Regions from separate parts of the Homo sapiens genome. Here region 2 is linked to region 1. A link is a loop called in an ENCODE intact Hi-C map of the cell type or tissue named here. Cell type or tissue: CD14-positive monocyte. All regions are shown on one strand. Each heading gives the region's core, and the rest is flanking DNA. Links, peaks and the distances in the headings are about the cores only.

Region 1 (2,911 bases), core at 214-2,713:
TTACAACCCAATGTGCTCCACTGTAAATGGGTGCTATGTTTACTGGCTGTAAAAACACCTCTGAACACACTGACCTTCAACAGGTGAGCCCTTGAGTTTATAGCACTGAAGAATTGTTTTACTGCCTCAGCACAGGCAACAGGCATGCTGGACACCTGTTGGGGGTGAAGGGTAGGGAATCAAGCCCTCTGGGGATTCAGGGAAAGGAATCCTAAGAACAAGCTGCCCCCAGTGTGAGCCAACCAGATCAAACAAACCTCCAGGTGTCTGGTCAGTGCTGGGTCCATGGTAAGCATCTGAGTCTTGGATGAACCCACTAAGCAAGTCCAGGCTAGAGACTGAGGCCTGCAGAGCACTTCCGGAATTGGAGAACCCTATGGAAGGCCAGTAGGATGGAGTCCAAGGCAGATCCTGAGGGAACTCCAAGCACTGAGCTGGGGGAACCTAAATAAATTGGTCAATATGAGGGGCAGGAGCAAGAGAAAGACCGAAGATAGGAATTACAGCCAAAGGCCCAATGTTGAACGAGTCTAGAACCCAGGCAAAGCAAGTTTTCTGCAAATAATTCATGAACCAAAGAAGCAGAGCCTCTGCCTTTAATGACGGCCACCAAAAGGTACGTGGGTGAATAGAGCAGACAGAAAAGGATAGGACTGGGGTGAACAAAAATGTTATTCTGGCCAGGAGCAGTGGCTCGCGCCTGTAATCCCAGCACTCTGGGAGGCCGAGGTGGGCGGATCGCCTCAGGTCAGGAGTTCGAGACCAGCCTGGCCAATATGGCAAAACCCCATCTCTACTAAAGCTACAAAAATTAGCCAGGGGTGGTGGTGCATGGCTATAATCCCAGCTACTCCTGAGGCAGGAGAATCGTTTGAACCTGGGAGGCAGAGGTTGCAGTGAGCCGAGATCATACCACTGCACTTCAGCCTGGGCAACTGAGCGAGACTCTGTCTTAAAAAAAAAAAAAAAAAAAAAAAAAAGGTTATTTCTTTCTCACCCTTCAGCTTGCTCTGGAAAGGTTTTTGTTTTTCCCATCCACGCCTTAGTATGGAGGTTTCAGAGAGGCCCCCATGGGGAGCACACTTCCCCAAAAGCCAATTACCAAAATGGCCAGAAGGATAAATGTGCCAGCCTCAGCCCAGCATATATTCTTTGAGTCTTCACCAGAAAGCTAAAGTGGCATTTGACAAAACCTCTGGAGTGTTTCAAACTATGTTATCAGGCCCAAATCCTGATGACAGACAGAAGAGTATAAAAGAATAAAGATTTCCCAGATGAAAAGCACGCTTGGAGGGTCCTGAGCCCTTGCAGGCAGTGACGAAATCAAGGGCTGCATGCAGTTTGTTCACATGAAGAGCCCTGGAAGAAGGCTTCACACTCAGCAAGCGCCCTGGCCAAATGAGGAAGAGCCAAGCAGGCTGGCCTGAGGTTGCTCCATACCCTGGGCCTCTGGGGAGAAATCAGAGGAAGCAAACCGTTGTGTCCACACCAAATGAGAAACCTAGTGATTTTCATTCCCGGTGTTTTTAATTTTGTGCCTTTGAAGATCATCTTAATTTTTTAATTAAAAAAAATTACAGTTGATGACCTGCCAGTTCTTCACACACACAATTATCATTGAAAGCCAAGGGTCCCCACCTTTTTGCAAATAAACAGGCAGAATAATCTGTGAGAAGACCTCACGGCCAGGCAAGGTGGCTCATGCCTGTAATCCCAGCACTTTGGGAGGCCAAGGCAGGCAGACCACATAAGGCCAGGAGTTTGAGACCAGCCTGACCAACATGGCAAAACCCTGTCTCTACTAAAAATACAAAAATTAGCCATATGTGATAGCTCATGCCCGTAATCCCAGCACTTTTGGAGGCCAAGGTGGATGGATCACTTGAGGCCAGGAGCTTGAGACGAGCCTGGGCAACATGGTAAGACCCTATCTCTACTAAAAATACAAAAATTAGCAGGACATGGCGGCACACGCCTGCCACCCCAGCTACTCCGGAGGCTGAGGTATGAGAATCGCTTGAACCCAGGAGGTGGAGGTTAGCCAAGATCATGTCACTGCACTCCAGCCTAGACAACAGAGTGAGACTCTGTCCCCCCTGAAAAAAAAAAAAAAAGCCAACAGGTTGCTGGGGTTGGGGAGGGGTCCTTCATTCCTGTCTCTGCTCTCCCTACTGCACACATGTACAGGTGCAAACACACACTCACACGCACACACAAATACACCCCTACAACTCCCCAAACAAGACTTGTTCACCACCATAACCCAGCACCTAGCACTGGGGCAGGGATAGTGCAGCCACTCAGTGAATATTTGGCAAATAAACTGATTAATATATAAGGATATAAGAGAGCTAGAAACCAGACATGCAAGGAAGGGAGAGGAGAAAGAGTGACAAAGTGGGGGTGGCTTGGGATCCCACCCCCAGACGGTTCATCCATCTATTGGCAATAACAAGCCCTAGCATAACACCCTTCAGATTATAAAATCCAGACGCATCTCACATCACTTTTGATTCCCACCACTCCCCCTACTCCCAGGAGGTAAGGATCTTTGTGCTAATGCTAGGAAAAAAACTGAAGCAGAGGAAAGGTCTACTGGTTTGTTCAAGGTAGGAAAGAAAACAAAGCTAGGAACTAAAACTTCTGAAGTCAAAGCTTGGGCTCTGGGCCATGCACAGTGGTTCACGTCTATAATTCCAGCACTTTGGGAGGCCGAAGTGGGCAGATCGCCTGAGGCCAGGAGTTCAAGACCAGCCTGGGCAACATGGTGAAACCCCATCTGTACTAAAATTACAAAAAATTAGCTACTTGGGATGCTGAGGCAGGAGAATCTCTTGAATCTGGAAGTGCCTGTTGCAGTGAGCAGAGATCGTGCCACTGTACTCCAGCCTGGGCGACAGAGCAAGACTCC
Region 2 (2,911 bases), core at 191-2,690, 72 kb after region 1:
TGAAGGTGAAGCACTGAACTCCAAGAGAAAATACCCTAGTGCCTCTTTTTATTTATTTTTATTTTTATTTGATTTTTATAGAGACAGGGAGTCTCACTACGTTGCTCAGGCTGGTCTTGAACTGCTAGGCTCAAAGGATCCTCCATCCTCGGCTGCCCAAAGTGCTGGAATTACAGGCCTGGGCCACTGTGCCTGGCCAAGTGTCTCCTTTTAGCAATGAGCCTGCTGTTGCAAGGGTTGTGTGCTTATGAGCTTTTGTGGACCCTTTTACAATTAAAAAAAAAAAAAGTCCCTTCTAACCTACCATGTTAGAAGTGCCACTGTTTACACAGCAGAACCTGGAGGTTCATCTCCATGAAGTGGTTTGTGGAAAAGCTAGAGCTGTGGGATCCACATGTCTCGGCTCAGTCCTGTGCCACTCGCTATTTTACTTAAGCAACTCTTTCCCCTTCTGAGCCTCAGTTTCCTCATCTTCCATCTGAGGAACTGGATGAGAGTAGTGTCTTTCAAACTGCAAATTTTGATCCATTCATAAATAATAAAATCAATCTAGTGGGTTGCAACCTTTTCTTTTTTTTGAGATGGAGTCTCGCTCTGTTGCCTAGACTAGAGTGTAATGCCGTGATCTCAGCTCACTGCAACCTCCGCCTGCCAGGTTCAAGTGATTTTCCTGCCTCAGCCTCCTGAGTAGCTGGGATTACAGGCACCCACCATCATGCCTAGCTAATTTTCGTATTTTGTAGAGATGGGGTTTCACCACGTTGGCCAGGCTGGTCTTGAACTCTTGACCTCAGGTGATCCACCTGTCTCGCCCTCCCAAAGTGCTGGGATCACAGGCGTGAGCCTCTGTGCCTGACCTGCAACCATTTTTTTTAAAATGGAGAAATAGAATAGTTTAGAATACAAAATGCCAGGGTGCATTACAGTTAATAAGTATTGTCTTGTGAAATGTTTGTTTTATCCATAAACACATATTACTAACATCAACACAAAATGTATTTTTCACTGTTAGTCATTCTGAAAAAAAAAAAGAAAAGAAAAGAAAAAAAGCTCAAAACATACCATATCGAGTTTTCAGGGCTCTTAAGCAGAGACAGACCAATCAATAGGTTGGCACTACTCCTTGCTTAATTGCCTATTTCCCATTGTTTGCCTGAGGACTGAGCCTGGCTCCAAGTGAACATGCCATTTGGCTTCTCTCTCTAACTGTGGACACAGTGACCTAGAAAAGGAGATGCTCAATGCTGCATTTATTGTCCAGCATGACATCAGCCAGAAAGCATTGTGAAAATAATAATATTATGATTATTGAGTGAAGGCCTGTTATGTGCCAGATTTTGTGTTAAGTGATTTAAATATAGTAAAGTTCATTCTTACAACAAGGTGTCTGTTGTTTAAGGTGTATGTGATTGTCCTCATTTTTCAGAAAAGGAAACTGAGGCACGGAGAAGTTTTGGTGTGGCATTCCAAGGTCATAGAATGGGTAAATGGCCAAGGTAGAATTGGAGCCCTTATCTGTCTGTCTCTAGAGTCCTTTCCATTACACACTTTTTCCAGGCTGAGATGCTTTGCAATAAAGTGGCTTTGAAATAGCAGTTCCCTTCACGTTGTGTAAGTAACCAAGTCCTCCCCTGACTGGCTGTGGCTCTGGCTGTGACCTACAGGTGGTGGAATGGAGTTGGTTTACATTTCTAAGGAAGTAATCAAATTACCTTTCCTGGGCTGGGGGCGTCTCAGAAGGACTGAATTAAACTGAAGGTCTAATCTGGGGACATTCTTTTTTTCTTTTTTGACATGGAGTCTTGCTCTGTCGCCCAGGCTGAAGTGCAGTTCAGCTGTCTCAGCTTACTGCAACCTCTGCCCCCCGGGTTCAAGCGATTCTTCTGCCTCAGCCTCTCAAGTAGCTGGGATTACAGGCATGAGCCACCACGCCCGGCCAGTTTGGGGACATTCTTATTGCACAAAATTTCTTCCAGAACATTTGGTCCTTTGGGATTTCCCCAGATTGCCAACAATTAGACAGAAAATTCCAACTCTCCTTCCCTGGTTGCTTCATAGTATCTACCATTTCCCCCGCCCCCCACCTTACCTATGAGTATACCTCTCTCGTGGGCTGCATTGGTAATACCTTACTATCCAGGGAATCCTGGGTTTTTGGAGTTTTTTAAATTGTTGTTTTAACAAATATAACTTCATTTCACTACTTCTTTGGTGAGGCCACGTCCAACCAATGACGTTGGTTAGTAACTTGTTCAGTGTCCCCAAGAACAGACGATAAAGAGATCAACATATCAACTTTTCTTATATTAGAGGTTTTAGAGATTTTTTAATTCAACATCCAGATTACAATACACCCACTATCCCAGTGTTCTAAGGAAATCAGTCAGGGCTTAAATTAAACTTAAATCTTGTTTCACATTTAAAATACAATTTAGCGCATTAGTTTCATATGTTTCTATTTTCTAGCCTAAAAAACACTAACAGCTCCTTGACCACAGTAGTTGAAATCCTACTTAGCACTCAATAACCAACACAACTTCTCCAACCCCCAGGCAAGGCAAATTCAGTGGTCCTTTGGCACCCACTATGCTTTGCAAAATGTTGAAGGCTTGACTCTCCATCCTTTTCCATCCCCCATTACCTACCCTCCATCCCTGAACTTACCCCAGGGCAGTAGCCACATTGTATTCTTACTTACCCTGATATCTGGCTCCCACACCAATGCAGGATGAGATTCCCTGCATATGTTAAGCCTTCAGTGTATGTTGTCACATTGAATTAATTTTTAAGTTAACTTTGTGTTGAAGTATAAGATGCCTATAGAAAGGCGCACACTGGTGTCTGAATCCTCACAAAGTGAAAGATAACATACATCCAGTACCCCAGAAGCCCTGCACCATAGCCCACCATC

What was found. A loop is a pair of places that touch in the nucleus more often than their neighbours do. Peaks named below come from ENCODE experiments on the same cell type or tissue, not always from the same donor. Only the 100,000 strongest peaks of a DNase experiment are listed, where the experiment ranks them.
Region 2: a loop joins it to region 1, with 2.2 times the contacts of the local background. A loop is called at or near these places in 4 of 110 quality-filtered maps.

Annotation. Positions count from the first base shown.
Region 1 is chr9:107,610,768-107,613,678 of GRCh38, reverse strand. All of the region lies in intron 5 of LOC105376205 (a long non-coding RNA gene), which reads right to left. Among named protein-coding and RNA genes, the nearest start is that of KLF4, 120 kb to the right of the region's middle. In CD14-positive monocyte, for the core only: no CTCF peak of the experiment used is centred there; a DNase peak (open chromatin) is centred at 1,398; H3K4me3 peaks cover 445 bases; H3K27ac peaks cover 2,500 bases.
Region 2 is chr9:107,538,667-107,541,577 of GRCh38, reverse strand. No RefSeq gene overlaps it. Among named protein-coding and RNA genes, the nearest start is that of KLF4, 50 kb to the right of the region's middle. RefSeq lists an enhancer at 1-42. In CD14-positive monocyte, for the core only: a CTCF peak has its summit at 1,745; no DNase peak of the experiment used is centred there.